Regions from separate parts of the Homo sapiens genome. Here region 1 is linked to region 2. The links are chromatin loops, found by intact Hi-C in ENCODE. Cell type or tissue: B cell. All regions are shown on one strand. Each heading gives the region's core, and the rest is flanking DNA. Links, peaks and the distances in the headings are about the cores only. Region 1 overlaps LOC101929750 (a long non-coding RNA gene). Region 2 has its middle 180 kb from the start of LINC02817.

Region 1 (11,876 bases), core at 1,448-9,447, 89 kb after region 2:
GGCCAGACCTGCACAGGAAACTGCAAGACCAAACAGGCTTCATTTAGATTTCAGGGGACTACACCTTCCTATGCTTTCTCAAGTTGCTTTATCTCTTTCCTAACTACGGAAATAAACTGAAAGTTACATACAAAAGAAAAACAGCCACCAGACAGGAAAAAATCATTGTCTTTAGCATCCAGGAATTAATAGATCAATTTTGTATTTCCACTGAGAATTTGTTTTTATCCTCAGCACAAGCCTTCTGCTCAGAGCAGAGTTACAGTTTTACTCACAGTGAGTGTGCTGGTAAATTCAGCTTTCCTACAGGAAACGTGAGACTTGTGACAAGGTTATTGTGAAATCTAGACAAGGTTTCTTGCTTCTGACTGCTGTTGGCTTGCAACCAAGGGAAGACCCATCAACTCAACAGTCTTCAGAGCTGACATGTAAACAGGACAATCTGCATATTTGCTAATGTCTCCTCTTGCCATGCCCCTGGGCTGTGGACATGTACTGGTCTGTGGCCTATTAGGAACAGGGTTGCACAGCAGCAGGTGAATGGCGGGGAAGTGAGCATTACCACCTGAGCTCCACCTCCTGTCAGATCAGCAGCAGCATTAAATTCTCAAAGAAGCAGAAATGCCACTGTGAACTGCATATGCAAAGGATCTAGGTTGTGTGCTCCTTATGAGAATCTAATGCCTGATGATCTGAGGTGAAACAGTTTCATCCCGAAACCATCACCCAACCCTGCCCACCTCCCACCCCTGCTCAGCAGAAAAATTGTCTTCCATGAACCAGTCCCTGCTGCCAAAAAAGTTGGGGACCACTACCCTAAAAACCTGAATTCCAAGAAAAAAAAAAAGCAAAATCTTATAATATGAGGTCCCAATGTAGCAAATGTCTAATTGCCTATTTAGCTTATATAAAATAAATTCTTACTGGAAGCCTCAAAATATCCCATGTCAGTCATTCAAATTAGTTGTGATACTTTAGAACAGGACTTCTTTATCTTTAGGATCTACAGATGTATTTTAATGATCTGAAATTGTACCCAAATCCTCTAGGTACCTGTATAGTTGTTTTCGTGAAAGAAGCAGCTTTACTTTCTTAAATAAGATCTGCAACCCAAAAAATATTGAGAATTATTGACATACACATGTACTCTGCACAGAAAAAAATGTTCAAAATCCATTGCTAAATCACAAAAAAAAGTTGCTGTGTATTTCTGTGTTATATGGTACTTTTTTGAAACAACAAATAAATTTATAGAAAAATATTATAAATATACACCAAAAATAACAACAGTGAATATCTCAAGATGTGAATTTGTGAGTGATTGTTTTGTTATGTTTGCTTTTAGCTTTTGTATGTTTTGCATGTTTTTCTACAATAAGCATGTTAGTTTTAAAATGTGGGAAATCCCAGTAAGTGTTATTTTCAAGCTAATTTCAAAAAGCCTTTATAAATCGTAGTCCATATACCCTTCCTTACCATTATTACCCATGTTACTGCCAAATACCTCTCTGTCAGTATTATGTGATCTGGGTCATAAGAATACACACTCCAGTCTAGGAAGGCCTTCCATGGACTGGTCAGATGGCCATTTCTGGGTCGCAAAATCTGGATGGCACAAATGTTGGTCCTGGTTGAGACTTGAAGAGAGGTCATACTTCTGTAAGAAAAGAAGACTAGAAACTTTGAAGAAGAAAAAAACGGAAATAGAAGAAAAGCTGTGTAACCCAGAAACAGCTCAAGCTACACCTTAAGTCTGTGAGCAAGCAGTGCATTTCAGAAAGGTGGATGTTGCCGGTAGGACCTTTCTAACTCTTCAGCTCTTCAGCCAAAGCAGTGAGGAAAATAATGTTTACATCAAATGCCCATTCATGTTTTGTTTTAGTGGCAGAACTAAATTATTCATCCAAATGCTAGAAGGCAAACACATTCCTCAAGGAGAGTCTGGCAAGCTGTCCAGAAGTTAACTTACTGTTGAAAGTCTTGTCAGTGTGCAGGATTTAGAAAATGGGAGCTTTGGGAGATTGGGGATGCGAGAAGTATCTACACTATGGTTGACAGATTTAGCAAATAAAATACAGGATGCCCAGTTAAATTTGAATTTTAGCTAAACAGCAAGTAATTGTGCATAAAATATATCCCAAATATTGCATGGAACATACTTCTACCAAGAAAAAATATTGTTGTGTATCAGCAACCCTAATGCTTAGAAAACAAAGAAGAGCGTATCTGCATGGGCATATTATCTCACTCAAGACAGACAACGTACATACATACTGAAGGGAGGGTGGGTAGAGGTACAGAAAGTCTAGGGCTAAGGACAACTTCTTTCTGGACCTAGAAAAGGCCCCTAGAAATAAAGTGAAGCAATGAGTTGAATAAACTTCTTGCTTTCATGTAAGAAAATTGGGTCTTTCTAATGTTGTACTTCTTGGTTTAATATTGGTTAAACCAATATTACCCCAAAAGCAGAAGGCAGAGAAAACCAGGAAAGTCCCAGGGTACATAGTGTGCAAGCAGACAGCAAAAGGAACGTGCTAAATGGCAAAGGGTAAGTCTCAGAAGTGTTGCAGTTGGGGTTGAAGTAAGTGTTGGTTGGTTATGCTTAACTTTTCCTACAGCCAAGATTTCAGCACTTCATCTGAATACCTTGCACCTTGCAAAATTGTTTTCCAGAAAAAGTGCACTGAAAAATAAAATCATGTTTTTTTAAAGTTAAGGGAAAAGAGATATGTGTTGATGCCTAGATCTATGTGACACCAAATGAATAAAAAGTAGAAAAATATCATCTTCCAGATGTTTCATCTAGGTTATAACAGCATATTTTCACTTTCCATGCAGATGTTTGGCATGTAAATGTAGGCTGTGACTAAGATACTGAAAAGCACTGATTGAGAAATCAGAAAAATGTCATTTTTATATTGTCCACAAACGGCCACTGAAATATTTTTTCAACTTATTTTTGGCCTATCTTAAACATATAATTGGCCATGAAATTACTAGCTCTGTAATCTCATAAGCTAAATGAAACATTGATATGACTTCTCAATTTTCTGTTTTGCTCATGTATATCCCCTTGCTTTGTTCTCTGAGCATCTGATTAAGGAAGTACTCAGTTTCCTAAAGCCAGAGGATTCCAGTCCCACTGAAACCTGCTCGTGCCTTCACCCTCATAGTCTCCCAGTGAGTGCAGTATCCTGGAAATTTGGAGTCTGACAAACCATAACAGCTAAAGTTTGATCATGGAAGCACAGCCACCACAAGTGATATGAAATAAATGGTTTACTGAAGAGGTTAGACTCGACAGCATTGTGGGAACTTATAAAGAAGCCTATGGGAGGCTGTTGCCTTTGCATCTGGCAGTAGCCTTGAAGTCACTAGAGGTCAAGAAGGCTGGCAATCAGGAAGACAAGCTGGACATGAACAGAGAGACAAGACAAACTAAAACCCACATCTGTATCTCATGGCCTCCAACCTCAACAATATAGATAACTTGCAGAAGAGACTGGTGTCCTTTGCCGTGAAGCTGCACAAGGTTCCTGCCATGGCTCAGGACTCAAAGAACTGAAAGGAAGAGATCTGCTGAAAACTAGAGAAGCTGTGGACCCAGCCATTGCCCCACACCAACGAGGTGAACCAGCAGATAAGTGATGACGTGTAAGTTGACACTGTCATGGTGCCTGGCATCCATATGTCCATCCTCTGAGCATAACAGCTGCTGCTTCACTTCTACCTTCCATATCTCATGCAAATTTTTCTTGTGTCCAACTCCAACCAGGGCCCACACAAGGGAGGGGATTTGGGTATGCTGAACCTCTGGCAGGGAACAAAATCTCCCCATAGCGTCAGGCCTGTTTCCCTGTTCTGGCGTTATCTGGCTGGGGGAATTTGGCAGAGTATTCAATCTCTGCAAAACTCTGTTTCTTCATCCATAAGGTTAACATTTATTAAATCATTTGAAAAGCAAATGTGCCAAGTGTTTATTGTATACAAGTGAACCCAAATTGCTACTCATTCTGCTTATATTCTTGTTGATAACAACATCTTCACTGGGACGTTGTTGTTTGGATTTAATAAGAAGGTAAAAAAGAATCTAGCATATAGGAAAAGCTCAATATATGTTATTAACCCTGTGTGCATGCTCATGACATGTTCATTTTTAGAGTAAGCCAACCTTTGGTGCATCTAATGAGTCAACCTTCCCTTGGAGCTTCCTATGCATGAACCTGAAGAACTACCATCAGGGGCAACCAACTCATGATTGTATTCCCAATGCCATTTGCAGTCATTCCCAGATTTTTAAGGAAATGTCTCACTATGCTGTCTTACCATAGGCAATATAGATAGCCTTGGCTCTCCTCTCTTTAGATTCGTACTCAGAGAACTATCTGCTAGTGAAAAGGAAAAGAGTGCAATCTACCAGGCAAAATAGAAAGTTAAGGTATGGAAGGTGCTCACTTTCCAAACAGCTGCTACAGTGCTATTATTAATACTGCCATGGTTATTTTCACGTAGGATATCTAGCACAGAAGGAAAATCAATCTCCAGCCAGGTCTGGGAGGACTCAGAACAGAGCTTCAAGGAGAGCATAACAAATGCCCCAAACTCCTTCTGCTTACTTCACTTAAAGTCTTATTAGTATCATCATTTCCAACTGGGCAACAACCACATCTGCCTCCCTTCTGCTTTCTCAGCCATCGCCAGTGGCAAGTTGGTGGTTGGATATTTTAGGTGGGTTCTATATGGTGGTTTTCAAAATTTTGTAACCCAAAACTTAGCTCTCCCTTCTGCATGGAACTATTGTGATTTAAAATTAGTAGTCAAGGTAGTTCCTCAATTAAGGAGTATTTGGAACAGGGAAAGTCTGCCTGAATAATGTCTGATTCTATACTTTCACGTGAATGTACTCCAACATGTACATCCATAGGTAATTCTGTATTATGGGGGTTATTAAAAAATATAAAGTTTGAAGATATCTTCGAGTCATTTTACCTGCTAGAACAATACTTGTCTAGTATCAGTTAACTGGTCACAAAGGAGAGGTCTTGTCTTACTCTCAACAGTCTCTGATGGTGTCATTTGAACACTGACACATGCAGATATTTTCTCTCTTTCTTTCTCATATGTGGTCTTGTTGAAACTCCACAATAACTGCGTTTGGAATCTACAGTCATATAAATTTAGATCATCATGGGAGATAATTATACTGTGGAAATGATACGATATTTACATGTCGAAAAGGAGTCATAATTCTTCGAAATAGATGCCTGCTAGCTTTCTTAAGAACTCATTTCACAAATTCAAGTTGAAACAAATGAATACATGTTCCTCTTTTTGCTTCCTCTTTTGAGCAATTTTATGATTGAAAAAAAAAGACACATTACCACAATGGAAAATACCTCATTTTTCCATTAAAATGTGCTCTTTTTAAACAGCTATCCCCCCACCCACTTCCCTGTTTATTGGGTTAAAAGGAGCCATTTCTAGGAGACCAAGCCAAAGTCTCAGCAAGGAGGTGGAAAGCTAGGTGCTTGGAAGGCTAGTCTGTTACCTACCCTACACTACAATGACTGTGGCAGCATCAACAACAGCACCAAACCAGCCAGCTGGAAAGTGAGAACAAATCATTCTAGTGACTGACAGTTTGGTCCCCTCTGTGTCCCAGGAGAGGCCAGGCTGATTTTCACCCACAGCGGGAGGCACTGGTTCAATCAGGTCTTCTTGCAGCTAGTGGATCCAGAATCAGAATGTTCTTATACAAATACCACTTTGTGTCCTGAAAAAGAGAGATTCCACATGGACCCAAACTACAGGTGTTTGTACAAGAACATTCTGTGGAATCTCTCTTTTTGAGGATGCAAAGTGCTATTTGTATAAAATGGCTTCATTTCACCAGCAATTTTGATTTCATTTTTCAGCCTAATTTGGGTAAAAAAAATGAAACCAAAATTGCTAATGAAATAAAAACCAATGTTTCATGGGTTGAATTTTTAACTTTTTGTATTAGCCCAACAGCGTCCATCTCTTCTAGTTAAATATCGACTTCTCTCCAGGTAGATATTCTAAAGACAAATGGAAAATTCAAACAAGTATGCTGACCTATAAAATGATGTCGACAAATAGTTTAAAGGGTTGACCAAATACTTTGCTCCTTAACTTGATTCTCTCCTTTTTAGTTAGACAGTTACAGTGTCATCAGAGAGAAAATAAGGAAACTAAAGATTGTTCAGGATTTGGCTCCTCACACTAATTTTATTCTCATGAGTTAAGATTTCCTTGATTCAAAATAGGGCTCTTCCCCTTTTGTTCATCTTTCCACAAGGTTCACACTCTCCTAAGGCCTGGGATTTCTCCTTAGACAGCTTCATCCCTACAATTATCTCAGGATCTGTGCAGATTCTCCACACATGGTGTTATTCATAGCATGCAGATGGGGTATTCCTATTCCTAATAATTTAGGTTAGAAAAGTACATTATGGATAAAATACAGCAATCTCTTAATGATCTCTTCTACATGGATAGCAAGCAGAAGTGCTCATGAATTCTAGGTAATTTAAGTTTATACATATCAGAAAATATTACCAAAAGCTTCCAACCATTTCTCTCTTCTCTCTCTCTCTACATACATTCTCATTCTCTCTCTCTCTCCCTCCCTCAAAAAGTATCTCTGCAGCATTTCACACAAGAAATTAATTAAATCCCATTGATTCTTTCTGGGAAATATGCTACTGAGCAGGAACATCCACTTAAGATGAAAAATACTAAAGGTGAGGAAGAGAAGCAAAAGTTTAGGATAATCTTCATGCTGGATTATAACTTAAATCCTGAATAACCTGGATTTGGCTGAACTTCACTCTTTTTTATGTTGTTTTCTTTTTTCAAATAAACTTCAAGGCATGAGATCGTGGTACTAAAATAGAAATACAGTGGAATCATGTTATTGCAAAAATTTGGCAAAGCTACTGGTGAAATCATGTCCCCTGAAACATAACAATGACATACAGTAAAAGCACAATTCATTTCAATGTGCCCATAAAGAGAGTGTTAGCTGTTCCTCAGAGTCTACACTGTAAAAGGGTTTCAGCATATTTAGTGAACCAACATTCAACTCAGTAATTCTTATCTTGCCAATAGCATATGTGGTATGTTAAAATCCACCTCTCAGTAAATTGCCGTGTGGCATATAAAATGTATTAAAAGTACACGAAGCAAAGTTGTTCTAAGGGTCTGCATTTCATTTTGATGTCTGATCATCGGTGTATTATTTTCCTGTTCTATTATTGTTATTATTTAATTTGTCTATGGTGCTTGATCTTGATGGGGAGAGGAGAAAGAGAACTAGTGGGTGGGATTTTTTTTGACATGTATCAAAGGGGTGATAGACAAAAATAGAGCTGAGATTGTTAAGCCTCAACACACCATGCCTTCTGACACCAAGATTTGTCCATGCCACCAGATTGCTGGGATTTTGCCTCCTGCTCACAATCTAATTACCAGGCTCCAAACACAAATGTGCTAGCATCCCACACAGAACATTAAGTTGATGCTGCTGAGCCAGCCTGCACTGAGGCACAGGGTGACAGGAGTTTCCAGGTTTCTTTCACTGCTTGCTTCCAGTTACATGGTTCCATAGCCCCAACCTCTGCTGGCACAACCAGATTCCTTCCACTGAGCACCATATCATTTCACTCCAGTTAGGTGCAAAGGAATATATCTGAGAACGTGTGAGAAGCCCACAGATTTTCCAAGCCTGTGTTTAAAGCATTTGTGAAGACAAAAAGAAGTGAGATGGCTTACATGTTCCATTCAGTGACATGAATTATCTACGGTGATGGAGGGCCTGTTCCAGGAGGGAGAGGGGAGTGAAGTTGAGGCACTGGCCACTTCCTGCTCTTGATGTCGCTGGTCCTGAGACTTCTGAGCTGGTGACTTGTCCCATTCCTGTGTGCGAGGTCCACAAATAAGCTGACATCAAAGATTGTTACAGTGAGAAGTAGACGGGCAGCTCAGTTTAGGATGAGGAGTGGAGAGAGAAGAAAGGAAGTCATTTCCATATAACAGTTGTTTAAAGGAAATTTAAAGCAGATGCTTCCAAGACTGGACACTAGACAGAAACTAGGCCTTTGGGGAGGCTAATAAAATTCAAGTGATGAAGGTCTTCTTTGGGGAAAAGCTGTGTTTTTCATAGGCCCTATGTGAGACCACAAGAGTCAAAGAATTCACTGGAAATATGAAACTGATTTGCATCATTTCTATGAAGAGGCAGACAAAATGTATGGCAATTTAAATATTTTGTCTTTCAACCACTTAAGATGATACGTCACTGGACACAGTCTGGCATTCAGAGTGTCTTAAGAGAAAAAAGAATGTTCCTAGAAGGTGAATGTACTAAGTCCAGAAATCATAAGACCCAGAAGACACTTGAGGCAAGGAATTTTAAAAGTCAGAATGCACGTGCTAATGCCTTTCCTAGGATCCAACTAGAAAACCTCATTTCCCTTCTTGAATATAACCTTTTCAAGTTTTATTTCTCCAAAATGAAATCTTACTTCCTTCCCAATTTGCTTCTCTCCTGAGTTCAGCAAAATTTGTCTTAGCATGAAGACTACCCAGAAAATTTACCCAGGAGAAACAGATTTATATAAAAGATGATCTTATATTTCATCATGGATAATCCTGTGTCATTCATTCATCACTAAGCAATTAACCCCTATGTACCATATAATATGTTCCATGATACTATCAATGGCCTTCTTTCTCTTCTTGGTAGTTGGGAGTTTTGTGTTAAATCAGAAGTTTTATATGCTTTCTGAGTATTTTGCTTCTCAAAAACTGTATTATTTTTATTTTAATTACAAAAAGGATACATGTTTTGTGTAAGTAAAAAAATATAGCAATACATGAAGAGAAAGCTAAGCCCACCTTCCTAAGGTAACCCATGTTAGTAATTTGGTGTGTATCCTTCTGTTCTTTCCCTCATACTCATACAAGCATATGTTGATGTAGAGAAAAACTGTCTTTATGTTTGGTAATGAGCTCATTCTATAAACATTATTCAGTATCTTGCTTTTCTTTGCTTTTTTTCCACAGCAGAATATTATAGACCTATTGAAAACACTGGCTTCTCAAATATGGCAAAAAACACTGAATTCCAGAAAACTTTAAATTACTCATATTTGCTTATGGATAGGTAGAAACCTGCTACAATAAGGTAAGAAAATACCAATTGTAATACTAACTAAAATACCCAGATTCAAAGTTATTTTCTTTAAAGAAATAAACTGTCTATTTTAGCAAAATAAGTTTAAAGGAAGGGAGGTCCCATAGAATGTTTAACACTCATTTCTTTCCCTCTTTCTTTTAAATATCTTTCTCAGAGACTGGCACCTGAATCATTTCCTACCCCTAAACTTTAATTGTTTTCATTTGCTTATGAACTTTAAATTGTTCATATTTGCTTATGGATAGGTAGAAACTTGCTACAGTAAGGTAAGGAGATACCAATTGTCCCCTTTCTTCAAAATACTTCCTCTGGCTTCTGAAGCTCTGTATAAACTGCCCACATTTCTGAAAGTAGTTGAAAAAACTGCCGATGCCCCTGGGAAAGTGAGATCATAGGGAGCCATCGTCATCATCCATGGACATCGGGCTAGGAAGACTGGCTGTCAGTACATAGCTGAGTCCTGAAGGAACACGGGAAAGACTCACAAGTGTTGACAGGAAAGAGGATGGGCCAGTAGGGGTGGGAAATCATTCAGATGCCAGTCCCTGAGAAGGATACTTGAAAGAAAGAGGCAAAGGAATAAGGGTTATAAAAATGCAATGGGACCTCCCTTCCTTTTAACCTATTCTGTTAAAATAGACATTTTATTTGTTTAAAGAAAATAACTTTGAATTTGGATTTTTTTTATATAGTATTGCATCAATGTTAATCTTTCTGAATCTGGTCACTATATTGTTGTTATTTAGGAGACTACCCTTGTTCTTTGGATATGCATAATGAAGTAATTATGGAGAAGGGTAATAGTTATTGCAACTTACTCTCAAATGCTTCCAAAAGGAAAGGGAATAAAGAGGGGAAGGAAGAGGAAGAAGGGGTAAAAGAGAAGAACAGAAAAAAAAAAGGTAATAAGTGTTCCTATAATATTGACTAATTTCTTATTTGCTTCAATGCTTTTTGTTTGTTTCAATGCTTAATCTAAATTAAATTTCTTCATTCTCACTCTTAAAAAGGAAGGAGGAAGAGAACCCAGCACAGAAAGTACAGGAAAACATCATTCCTTAACCTCTTTAAAATTCTTTCATAAAGTAAACCACCTCATTCATCAAAGATGTGATTTTATGTACAATAAAGTATTTTTAAAGGTTTTGCAATTTTGTGGATCTTTCAGAAATTTAGCCAAAAAAATTCAAGAGTGCCATGAGCTCAACTGAACAGACCTTTGAGACAATCAAGTCCAATCCCTTCATCATACATTATGCAAGTAAGCAGACAGGAAAGGAAGAAACTTTTGACAAAATTTCAGAATGGTTTCTAACCATATCTTTTTAGGATTAATTTCCTCTCTAATAGTTATTTTGAAGGCCAAATTCTCATTTTGAGTTACATGGTAAGTACACATTCCATTAACTATGTATTTTTAATGGAGAAAAAATGCTGTCCACATTTATCTGTATATGATAGTTGCTTCAAAATATTGTTTCATGTTAAGTGTCTTTGGTTTGTTTATTTCATGTGTTTTTTTTTTTTAATTAAACTTAAGAGAAGGGAAGTCAGTTATATTGTATCCGTATTTTTACTGACCATGTTCTTTCTTCCTGATGTTCTAAGGGTTCTTCTTTCGGCATTTCTTTTCCATGTAGAGAGCTTCCTTCAGCTGTTCTTTTAAAGCAGATCTGCTGGTGACAGATTCTTAGTTTTTCTTCATCTGAGAAGGCTTTGATTTCCCATTGATTCCTGAAGGATACTTTGACTAAGTATAGGAATTCTAGGTTAACAGTTATTTTCTTTCAGCACTTGAAAAATGTTGCACCACTTCCTTCTGGGATCTATAGTTCCTGGTGAGAAATATGTTGTCATTCAAATTATTTTTTGCCCTGCAAGTAAGGTGTTATTTTTCTGTCACTAAGCACTTTGAAGCTTTTTAAAATTGTCTTTAGATTTCAAGTTTGACTCTATTGTGTCTTCATATGGATGTCTTTGGATTTATCTTCCTTGGAGTTTACCCAGCTTCTCAAATTTGTAGGTTTACATCTTCTGCCAAATTGGGAACATTTTCAGTCATTATTTCTTAAAGTGCTTCTTTAGTCCTATCTCTTTCTTCTCTCTTTCTAGGTCTCTGATTACACATTATATCTTCTATTATATTCTCCCAGGTCCCTAAGGCTCTGTCCTTTTTTTTCAGTTATTATTTTCTCTACATTGTTCTAATTGAGTAATATCTGTTGTTCTGTCTTCCAGTTACCTGATTCTTTTCTCTGTTCCCTCCATACTGCTCTTTAGCCTGTCCATTGTGTTTCTTATATTGATTGTTATATTTTTCAGTTCCAAAATTTCTCATTGAATTATTCTTTATATTTTCTCTTTCTTTCTTGAGACTTTCTATTTATTAAAGTTTTCTGTTTTTACAATTTGTAATTTTAGTATATTCTGTAATGTTTTTAATTGCTTGTTGAGGCATCTTAGGACAGCTGCTATAAAATTCTTGATCATTCTAATATCTCTATCAGCTTAGTGTTGGCAACTATTGATTGTCTATCTTCATTCAGTTTCAGATCTTCCTGGTTCTTGGTTTAAGAAGTGATTTTCATTTGAAACATGGACAGTTTGGGTATTAAAAGACTCAAGATGTTATTTAAACCTTCTGTTTTAGCTGTTT
Region 2 (11,876 bases), core at 2,279-10,278:
CCTTTTTGTGTTCACAAGTAATGCTACCCAAACCATGAGTCACATATCAAATCCACTATGCCTGGCCCCTCAGGATCTCCTTCACTCTGAGTGGAAAATCCCTGGCCATACACAAGACTTTTGCTGTTGTAATTTACTGGCTGATAAATTAGAAAGGCAAAGCTCTGACTTGTTTAGTCCTGGGTTAGGGAAAGAGAAGTTGCGCTTGATTAAACAGATTGTTTAAAAAAAAAAAAAAAAGAAAGAAAGAAAGAAAAAGGAATGTTATCTAATCTATATTGCAGTGGGTCCTTAAACCCAGCTGAAGGATTCATCCACCACAAGGCATGTTTCGGGAAATCACATCACATGCCAAAACAACACTCAAGTTGAGATTTGGGTGGCAGTCATTTTAATAAGGCAAGTTATGAAAGAATAAAACTCTATAGGGATGTCTTCATCCATTTACAGACTTTAACTGAATGCCACAATGGGACACACTGTTGGGGATACAGAGGTGAATAAAATACTCCTTGACCTCAGGGACCTCACAGTCTAGGGCATTCTTTATTGGAAGGTAGGCATATACTTAAACTTATCCTATCAGAAATTGGTTCTTAATTTTTGCTCCCACAAATAAGAGAGAACATGCAAAGTTTGTCTTTCTGTGCAAAGTGAGGTCTCCTTGGTTCTTGGTTGAATGGAAACTAAGATTCTGTAAATTAATTGAGGCCAGTTAGTCAAGAACAAAAGCTACTGATGAACAAAACTTTATCACTTTCCTTTTCTCTTCATGACCCCAGGTGAAACTTAAAAACAAAAATCATTTCTTTTCCTATCTATACAAAATGCATTTCTATTTCACTCACGATTGGGTAAAATCTTCTTTGCAAAGATAAACCATGTATGTCAAAGCCTGAATTTTTAAATTTCCTTCTCTTTTGCTGAGCCCTGTAAGGGTGGTGGCTGGGTATTGGTCTTGTAGCAGCTTTTCAGTTTCTTTATTTGGTCCATAAGCATATAAATGGCTCCTCCCATATATTCACCAAGCATCTCTACCAACTGCTTGAGGGTAATGTCCTGGGGAAAGCCCTGTATTTGGAACCGAGAGGCTAAGATTCCAGTCCCAGCCCTGCTGCTGACTAGCTTTGTGACCTTTTAACCAACCACTTTACACAGTTACTTTACTCATAGACTAATGAGTTACATTAGGCAATCCTTTTACTCCCTTTCCATCTTATGAGTCCAATAGTTGTACATTTGAAAGCCAATTATATCTTTAGGACAAAGTATAAATATTCCACTCTCCACGGTAGTATATTAAGTGTTGACAAATAGGAAAGGGAATTTTAATCTCCATTCATATTGGAAATAGACATGTAATTAGATTTACTACTCTTGTCTAACTTTTCAGAACCACCCTCCATTTTTATAAATACTCTTACTGACCAGAGAGTCCTGAGTTGTTTCTCTCTCACTTTTCACTCCGTAACCCCTCCTGCTGCCCAATTTCTATTGACTCTTACAATATTCCAGGGATAAGCTCCAAAGCCACTGTCCCCAGGAAGCCTTCCTCAATTGCCTCAGCCAGAAAAAAGAAATCTCCTTCCTTTGCATTTTTCACCGATTGTGCAAGGTAGCACAACTTATGTCATTTAACTCTTTCTATTGTGTTGTATAATGGGGATGGATATTTTCCAATGTTCCTGGGATTCCTGGCAGGAAAACCCTGAGAAACCATGAAATCCTATTCCCTGGGCTGTTGCTGATGTTCTACTTAGACACCAATAAAATGTGCAGTGACTTTCTCTGATTGGTGGTACTACCACTCAAAGCTATCATATTTCAGAGCCGTTAACAAGCTCACCTTCTGCATTTTGTTTGAGTCTTAGTCACTTAGAGGGCTATGCTCAGATGTGACTTGGGCCCCAAAGATGAACCAAATGCCCAGCAGACATTGTGGTGTAAGAGTTAGAATTCTGATTTGATGTCTCAGAAAGGCTACTTTTCAGCCCCATTTTTTCTTTTTTTCATTTCTAAGTTATTGTTTTCTTTTTTCCTCCCTTCTCTCTTTCCTTCCTTTCTTGTTTCCTTCATTTCTTTCTTTCTTTTTTTTTTCTTTTACACAAAGTAAACACAATCATGGTTCTACTGCTTTATTCTGAATCCTGCTCCATGCGAACAGGAAGTCAAATCCTGTAAGTAGCTGTGGGTTGGGTTCCAACTGGTTTTACCAAATAGTTTAAAGATTTGCCAAGGCTGGCAGCTTGTCTTCCAAATCTTCATCATAGAATTTGCTACACAACAGCAAAAGTGACAAGTAAGCACAGGGCTGAGCAGCCAGGAACACTTGGACTTTCTGCATTTTCAATTATTTAGGCCAAAATGAATCACTTGTTTTCTTTTCTTTTTTCTTTTGGAAACAGTTTTACTTCCCATTTCCTCACTGGACACATAATTTTGATTTATCAGCCCGACAGTCCTGAGTAAAAGGAAGTTTTAAACAAAGCTGATGCCATTGCCCTGAGTTGTTTTTTTTCTTTTCCCAGCAATATCTTCAGAAAACACTTTGGCCTTCTTAAAAATGCAAATCAGCTTGTGCCTAGCAAGCCTCATGAGCAAACCTCATGACTCCCCAAGGCTTCTGAGTCCTCATTCAAGGACTTTGTCTTATAAATTCCACTGGAACCTTCTTCAACAGCAGTCCACTTTCAACTGGGATAAATCTGTCTTCCAATATTATGTCTTGTAAATCTCACTCTGCAGGGGTATTTCCAATCCAGCTACTGCATGCTTTCTTTATTGACTAGGAATGGATAAATCAGTTTTCCATTTCTCTTCATTATCCATTGCTGATATTTTGATGTGGGAGCTGTTTAGAAGTTTCTGATCATAGTACATTATTATAAAAACATCTCTTGACCTGAAAATTTTTAAGACACAGACAGTGTAATTTACATCTCTTTTTGCTACATTCTCAAAATGAATCTCTCTATGTTGGAATGGAAGGATGACTATTAAATGGGAAGTTTGCCTTGTTGGCCTAAAAACATCACACGCATTTTCCCATACTCCAATGTTGCAATAGATTTAGATTGTCAATAACAATTATTGGGTGCTTATTATGTTTGCATGTTTCAACTCAATTAATGCTCACAATAATCTTTTGTGGTAAGTATCATAATTGTCTTCATTTTACAGATGAGGAAACTTAGGCATAGAAAGTTAAATAACTTGGCCGGGCGCGGTGGCTCATGCCTGTAATCCCAGCACTTTGGGAGGCCGAGGTGGGTGGATCACGAGGTCAGGAGTTCAAGACCACCCTGACCAACATGGTGAAACCCTATCTCTACTAAAAAAAATACAAAAATTAGCCAGGCGTGGTGGTGCATCCCTGTAATCCCAGCTACTCAGGAGTCTGAGGCAGGAGAATTGCTTGAACCCAGGAGGCGGAGATTGCAGTGAGCCGAGATCACGCCACTGCACTCCAGCCTGGGTGACAGAGCGAGACTTTGCCTCAAAATAAAATAAAATAAAACAAAATAAAATAAAATCAAAAAGTTAAATAACTTGCTAAAGGTTCAATGGTCTGTAAGTGGCAGAGGCTGAATATAAACCTGGGAAGCCTATCTCCAGCATCTCTGCTTTTAACCATTATGCTAAGCTATCTCTCTAGATTTAAGTGTTCAACTGGGCAATCTCAATTCTATGTTTTTAAACATTATTTTTGCAATTATATAATGCTTTTAACTTTCTAGACCGTTATCTCATTTTTGCCTTAACAGTTAGGTAGCGATATTCTATGTACATATTATATTCTATTACATATATATTCTATTCTATTACATATTATATTACATATAATATATATATTACATGTATATTCTATTACATATATATTCTATTACATAGAATATAATATCTCCATTTTATAGATAAGGAAACTGAGGCTGGGAGAAGTTTAGTGACTTGTTCAAAGGCTAAATGGAAAAGTTGGTTTCTGAGCCCCAGTCTTCCAACTCCCAATATGGTGCCTATAATTGGGCCTCAATATCCTCATCTATGTGCAAAGTAGCTAAGAAACCCTCCAGTTCCCAAAGAATTGGTCTCTGTACTACTCTTATTTATTGAACACCTTCTCCAGACTGTAAACCCTATAATAACAAGGGCAGGACCTAACTCGTTACCTCCTGTGACCCCCTTCACCTAGCACAGAGTAGGTGTTCAGTAAGCATTTGTTGCAAATATAAATGTGCCAGGTACAGTGCTAAGTACTGGGGTGCAAAGATGAATACTGGTTAGCCCTTATATTGCAAGTGAGGCACTCAAGAGGCCCCTTGCAGTTATGTAGGTTCTGCAAGCCCCACAGTCATTATGTGGACAATGGCTCCCACTGTGTTGAAGTCACCAAGAGATAATTGACCATGACGTGAGTTATGTGTCCCAAGTTGAATGGCGTCAGGGTCAATTACTTTATTTTAAAGACCACAGCAAAGAGGCCCATTTGCAATGTGGTGCTCACATCATTAAAACAACATTTAGAAATTTCATTTTAATCTAAATGATGGGTTTCCAGTGCTGTGTAGCTATCAAAGCATAATAACCTGTGTGCTAAACACACCTCCCCAGCTCTCAACACAATTTGGAGAACCCCAAGGAATATAGATGTGATTGATAGAAACACCATGTCTGATCTGTTTAACCCAGTCTCCAGCCTGACAAACTTAAAGCAAGTTTTGTTTTGTTGTTTTTTTTCCAACACCTCCAAGAGATGAAAGAGTGATTTTTACAGTGCCAGCATTCAGGTTTGAAGCTTAGCTTATTTAGGAGTGCTAGATAAAATACAGGAGACCCAGTTAAATTGGAATCTCATATAAAAAACAAATTATTTTTCAAGTAATTATATACCATGCAATATTTGGGGTACATTTGTACTTTTAAAAAGTGTTTGTTGCTTATCTGAAGTTCAAAGTTATCTGAGTATCTTGTATTTTTATTTGTTAGGTATGGAAATCTTAAGATTATTACAAAAATTAATAGAAGCAAATTAAAATCTTCTTTATGTGATTGACCTTGCCTATATGGAATTGAGTAAGATATGGAAGTCAAAGAAGAATAGAAGATGAGGTCTTCCATTAGGTCTATCTTTTAAGTCTGTCTTTTCAAGGACACAGACATATTGCCCCAGAGGATGTCCCTGTCATTCTTGGATGCACCATAGTGTAAGGTCATTTATGGTATTTAAGCATAGTAGTTAAGAGGTGGGCCCTGGAAACATACTGCTGGGATAGAAATTCAGCGTCCATCAGTTACTAGCTGTGTGACCTTAAGCATGTTACTTTCATTTTGCCTCAGTTTCCTGATGTGTAAAATGGAGATATAAAAAGTACCTACCTCACAGGATTTTGTGAGGATTAAAAGAGTTACTATAGTGGCATTAATAAGCATTCAAGTAAATGTTTATTTTGCTCCCACCAATATCATCATCATCTTCATCATCACCATCATTCTCACTCCCACAGACAAATTGTTTTTTAACTAACTCTTCAACTGGCTTCAACGTTTCCTTTAGATGTCTCTATGTTTCCTCATTTTAATCATCTAATTGGTAAGGAATTGCTGATTATTCAACTGGTGGCTAGTTACAGAAGTTTGATCTGAAAGTCCTCACAGAAGTAGGTGATTATGTTGGGTCTACATGGTGCTAAAATAACCATGTGAAAAATGAAAAGTGCACTGAGAAATTCAGTAGAGATAACTGTTTGGAACACCTTCAATCTCCCAAAAGATGTTTTGGTTAAGATTTAGTCTTTAGTGAAATAGGTTTCTGAAGCCAGACACAGCTCACAAGTAACTCAAGCATCTGTACATTACTAAGAATGGCTAATATATGGCTGGCGTATTTGTTCATGCCTTTAAATTCACACCTTCTGTTCAAATAAGCAGAGTCCAGTAGTAATTCTCACCGGAAGGCTGCAAAAGTGTGGGAAGGGATATCACTTTAAGGGGCTCCATTTATGATATAAGAAGCCATTGTGGCATGTTGTTAATTTTATGCACATGGTGGACTGTTGAAAAGCAAGGAGCACTTGTGGGGAGCCGGAAAAAGATCTCCCGAGATCGCTCTACTAGGTGATTGAGTGTCCATGCCTGGTGCTTTTCAGCAGTCAGGACTAGTTTGATATGCGAGCTACATGCTACACACTACTTTAACCTTTTGAATCAACTTAGTAGCTCCAGCTTTCTCGTAATTCTTTAGTATACCTCATAAACCAGTTTTAAGATGCCAGAAGATTTTTATCCAATAAGGCTATATTGATACATAATGCAATATTTTTCAACTGCCTTGTGTAATGTTTTTAGGGTTTCAACATTTTAATTTTTTAAAAAAATAAAATGAACCCCAAAAATATTTTATCATATTCAGATTATACAACTCCAATATCTTGTGGCTAAGATGAATTATATTTTGATTAGTTTTTTTTAATGTCTTAAAATTGCTTTCTAATCATTCTTTTAGATGTGCCTCACAACAGTACGTGAACCTCATTAGTGCTTCTCTAGACTACCATTGTTTGATGCATTTAGTGAATACAAACTTTTATGCAAATGTCGTTAAGGGACTAGCAGGTGCAATAACAAGAATGATGTTTACACAGTCTTTGCAGATATGACTGACTGAGGAATCACTCATATGTTGCATCATTAACTGCTAGAAATTAGGAAGTGAGAAGTGGTTTACAATTTCTGCATTTTATTTTAATATGTACTGAAACTGCTTTTCATAATTCCAAATACATCTTCTAACATTTTCTTTTAATATAATATTCTTTAAAATCACACTCTAATACTGCCATGGACTTAACGTCTATGCCAAGAAAACAAAATATTTTTAAATATTAAAAACCAATGGAACAGGTCACAATACAGATCTGAGGCATTCCCCAATTACCTTGAACTACCTTTGCCGTTTGGAGAAATTTCCTGTGAGAAGCTGTCTATCTTGCTTTCTTCAGCTATGGTCTGGTTTTGTTTTTATTTTTGAGGAAGACCTAAGCAGGTCTTTATGAAGGCACTCTAAACGTGTGGTCTCATTCTCCCTCCTTGTTACTATTCATAAATCTATCTACCTGCCACACTGACGATGCAGATTGACTTCTGTTTAGCCTTCTATTGCAATCTCTGATTGTTAAAGAAAATTTTGACTAAAGCCAATAGTAAATTAACTTATGTCAATGTGTCAAGGTTTGTCTTTTTCACTAGGGTTCCAGTTCACCAAAGGCATTATGATCCTTGGAGGGCTGGCAAACTGGCACTCAAAAGAAAAAAAAAAATCCTAATTTGTATCCTTTGTTTATTTCCAAGGTGTGAATATTCCCAGCAAAGCCAATTTTAAGTTACAAATGATTTAACAACTGGCTGGCAAAACCCCTGAATATTCTCTTAAATCCATACAAACTAGCTGTAAAAATTCAGCAAAGACTTTTGTCAATAATGCTTCTACAGATAATCTGGGAAATTGTGAATTATTGACTTAACAGTGGATATCAGTTGACATTTGGTTCTTAAGCATAGCAGAGACAATTTATTTTATTTTTATTTGTATAAATTTATGAGATACAGGTATAATTTTGTTATACGCATAGATTGTGTGGTAGTAAATTCAGGGCCTTTAGGATATCTGTCATCCAAATAAGGTTTATTGTGCCCACTGAGTAGTTTCTCATCATACACCGCAGTAAGGAATTCCTGCTATATATGAGGTGCTTTCTAGTTCTGTGGGAAATGCACAGATCCAAAGATGGCTCCTGATTTCCAAAAACCCACAGCCCCTCAGGAAGCAGAGAATATATAAGAAGCTATAATAAAAATATGACCATGAGAAGTGCTATAATAAAAGCACAAACTTAAATAGGAAAGGAAGAAATACCACGTAAACATAGCAGAGAAAAATTATTCTAACAGTTTTTAGATTAAGTTCAAGCTGGTGAGTGATTAATTTTTAAATGAAAGCAGAGCATTTGTACATACTTTGAGTTAAAATAAGGAAAAATGAGGGTTTACAAACAGGCATGAAACTTGTAACCAAATTTTTCAAAAGACGAGGTGGCCATCTTGCCCCAAACTGATTGATAAGCATAGTGAGACAAGTGTTCCTTTTTCTATTTCCAACATCAAAGTCATATTTTTTTCTTTCTTCCTGGAGTTAAGCTTAAAATGTCCTGCAACTAGATCAACATGCGGTTATGTTTCACCATCTCCAAATGTGGCAAAGAATTCCTGTTCCAACCTCCCAAAATACCATCCCATAATAAACCAGTCCTGGATAGTACTAATTATTAAACATTAACATATGCAGGCACTGAAAAATGGTTTGTATATATCATCACATTTAAATGTGAGAGATCCTACTTTTTCCACCCACTTCTTTTCCCTAAGCACCACTCCCTAATAAATCTTCCTCACAATATTATCCTACAGTCACTAGAAAAAGGAAAAGTGTCTCTTGCAATGATTGTGAGCTGAAGATGGCTTATAAAGAACAGGAAGAACCTGGGGACTCTGCAGTGCAGACCCCAGGAGAAAAAAGACGTCCCAGGAAGAGAAGGCCAAAGTATGTTCTGGAGATAGCGTTAAGGGAACATGACAACATTTAGCCCAAGGGTAAAGGAAAAATTTGGTGCAGGGCCAGAGAAAAAAATGGAGAAAAGGAAAGAAAAATAAAATAAAAGGAAACCATATCCACATGAGGAGTTTTCATTGTGCAAAGCTGTGGGATCTAAGACGGAAACAACAGATAAGACACTTGGCAAAAATCTCTACCAAAGCAAAACACCTGATAAGGAGATAAATGATGTAGGCATAAAGAAAAAAAAAAGGAGAAATAAAGAGCAAAGTGGAAGTGGGAGGATACAGATAAAACCAAATGGGAGACTACTAAATTGATCCATGAAAATTACAAATAAACACAAGCAAGTTTGAAGACAGATGACAATGGAAAAAACCTCAGTAATAGCAGCAGATGTTTTCCCTCAAGAACCAAAGCAGATAGGAGACCCTAGAAGACATGGCACACGGGAGCATCCAGAGACTCTGTCTTCCTCCAGGCCATGCAGACACCAAGGACAGCAGCAATAACAGAACAGCCAACTCCCCACCCCCAATCATTCTCACCCCAGGATCAAAGCTAGCTTCTAGTCCAGTAGGAAAAGAGTGAAGTTCTTAACTGCCACTTTTTTCTTAAATGGAAGAAAGAACTCACCTAAACCTAACATCTTTTACCTCTGTTAACTCACACAGGCCCACCACCAACTCTGAAAGAGTTGCTATTAAACCCATTATAGAAATGAGAAAACTAAAACTCAAAAGAGTTAAGTAGCTTGCCCCAAATTATTTGCAGTTGCGATTTGAACCCATATCAACCTAAATCCAAAGCCCATAATTATTCCTCAACAACACACAGCTCCCCCATCTGGTTTGTAATGATTTTCAAAGCTATTTCTTGTTTGTTGCTTATTTTCACTACCCCAGGAGGCTTGTAGTGTCCTGCACAGGTACCATAATTCCTTTTCGAATAGTTGAGGAATGGAAGCTCAGTAAGTTACAGAACCTTGTCTGTGGTCAGTCCCAGCTGGAAGCAGGGGAAGGACGGCCACCACGATCTTCTCATTTCTAGGCCTAGCTCTTTCTAGGACAATATATCTCCCGTGTTATGATGAAGAAACTCAGTAGACAGCCATATACAGAGAACTCACCAAAACACAGCCAAACTGTACAATATTATTTACCCAAATTGAAAATGCAAAGATTTCTGAAACACACACCATGTTTCTGGTAATGTGCTAGATAGAGCCCAATCTCCTGCCCAGTTTCATAGAGACTCCACTAATATCCAACATAAGAAGACGAATGCACTCTTTTACTTCTAAAATAATCCTTTTCTATAATCAGTGATGATTTTAGAAATGATCATCTTTCTAAATACATATTAAACATTCTACTAGCATTCAAAAATCAGATTACTTTATGATTGTGTATTTCACTAAACGTGAAATCTCTTTCTTTTTCATCCCTACTGCCACTGCCCTTAGTTAGACCTTCCTTACTTCCCAGCCAGATCCCTCAGATGAAATCCTGAAGGTCTCCAAGCGTCATTGTGCCCTTATCTATTACCCATAAAGCTCATGTGACAATCTTTTATAATACAAATGTGATAAAATCACTTCCCTGTGCAACATTTTCTTATTGAATTCCATGGTTGAATTCCATAGTCAGGGAAAGGAGGTCCTTCAAGACCTCTGCGTCCTCATGTCGTCTCTTCATTTACACACTTTTTCTTCAGTCACACAGAACTGCAGTTTGCTAAATGAAAGTCATACTGTTTCTTGGTTCATTGAATTAATATTTATGGTCTTTGCATGGGATGCCCCTCCCATCTTCTTCACCTGGCCAGCTCCCACTGATCTTTGAGACTTAGGGAGGGCACTGTTTCCTAGAGAAAAACTTGGAGGCACTTTGGGAGGCTGAGGTGAGAGGATTGCCTGAGCCCGGGAGTTCAAGATCAGCTTGGGCAACATAACAAGAGAAAAAACTATCTATGAGAAAAAACTAGGCGTGATGGTGAGTTCCTGTGGTCCCAGCTACTCAGAGGCTGAGGCAGGAGGATCTTTTGAGCCCAAGAGTTCAAGGTTACAGTGAGCTATGATCATGCTTCTGCACCACAGCCTGGGCAACAGAGCAAGATCCTATCTCAAAAAAAAAAAAAAAAAAAAAAAAAGGCCGGGCGTGGTGGCTCATGCTTGTAATCCCAGCACTTTGGGAGGCTGAAGCGGGCAAATCACGAGGTCTGGAGACCGAGATCATCCTGGCTAACACGATGAAACCCCGTCTCTACTAAAAAAAAAAAAAAACACAAAAAATTATACGGGCGTGGTGGCAGGCGCCTGTAGTCCCAGCTACTCGGGAGGCTGAAGCAGGAGAATGGCGTGAACCCAGGAGGTGGAGCTTGCAGTGAGCCGAGATTGCGCCACTGCACTCCAGCCTGGGCGACAAAGCGAGACTCCGTTTCAAAAAAAAAAGAAAAGAAAAGAAAAGAAAATCTTGGAGGAACTCATATTTCAGTCTGAGCCTCTGTGCTCCTCGGCACCCTGGACAGATATCTATTTTATCATAGTTCTTATATTTCTCTGATCTTCCATTATAAGCTTACCAGGCTGTCCCTTAAAACTAGATCATGAGCTCCTTAAGGACTGAAATTGTTCTCTTTCTGTTGTTAAAGCAACTTCTCCAACAAGTTGACTACAAGCATATAACAGAGATTTTCCCAAATTTTTCACCAGGGAGGAAATTTTTCCAAAACTCCGATTCAAGTATGTCTCTCTTATAGAGAGGGGGAAAAAAGAACTATAAATATCTGATTATTTAATTAAAATAATATCTAGTTAGCTCCCAACTAATGGTCAACTAGGAGAAAAAGCAATCTTGTTGTTGTTGTTGTTGAATCAGAGTCTCACTCTGTCGCCCAGGCTGGAGTGCAGTGGTACGATCTCAGCTCACCACAACCTCCGCCTCCCAGGTTCAAGCAATTCTCCTGCCTCAGCCTCCCAAGTAGCTGGAATTACAGATGCCTGCCACCATGCCAAGCTAATTTTTGTATTTTTAGAAGAGACAAGGTTTCACCATGTTGGCCAGGCTGGTCTCGAACTCCTGACTTCAGTTGATCCACCCCCTTCAGCCTCCCAAAGTGCTGGGATTACAGGCGTGGACCACCACACCCAGCCTGAAGTATTTTTATCAGTTATACTGATAGTATCCCAAAAGAAGGTAACATATTACATCATGCAAAACTTTCTGCCCCACAGCTCTGTCTCAGTGCCCAGCAGGATGTTACATGAGTA

Evidence for each region. Hi-C counts contacts between places; a loop is a spot of excess contacts. Peaks named below come from ENCODE experiments on the same cell type or tissue, not always from the same donor. Only the 100,000 strongest peaks of a DNase experiment are listed, where the experiment ranks them.
Region 1: a loop joins it to region 2, with 8 times the contacts of the local background. A loop is called at or near these places in 2 of 110 quality-filtered maps.

Annotation. Positions count from the first base shown.
Region 1 is chr1:221,063,021-221,074,896 of GRCh38, reverse strand. It overlaps LOC101929750 (a long non-coding RNA gene), which reads right to left. Exons shown (of 7, transcript XR_001738479.2): 3 at 7,795-7,938. Among named protein-coding and RNA genes, the nearest start is that of HLX-AS1, 190 kb to the right of the region's middle. RefSeq lists a silencer at 5,704-5,753. In B cell, for the core only: no CTCF peak of the experiment used is centred there; a DNase peak (open chromatin) is centred at 5,486; H3K4me3 peaks cover 1,984 bases; H3K27ac peaks cover 3,972 bases.
Region 2 is chr1:221,152,360-221,164,235 of GRCh38, reverse strand. No RefSeq gene overlaps it. Among named protein-coding and RNA genes, the nearest start is that of LINC02817, 180 kb to the left of the region's middle. In B cell, for the core only: no CTCF peak of the experiment used is centred there; a DNase peak (open chromatin) is centred at 6,625; H3K4me3 peaks cover 589 bases; H3K27ac peaks cover 371 bases; H3K27me3 peaks cover 695 bases.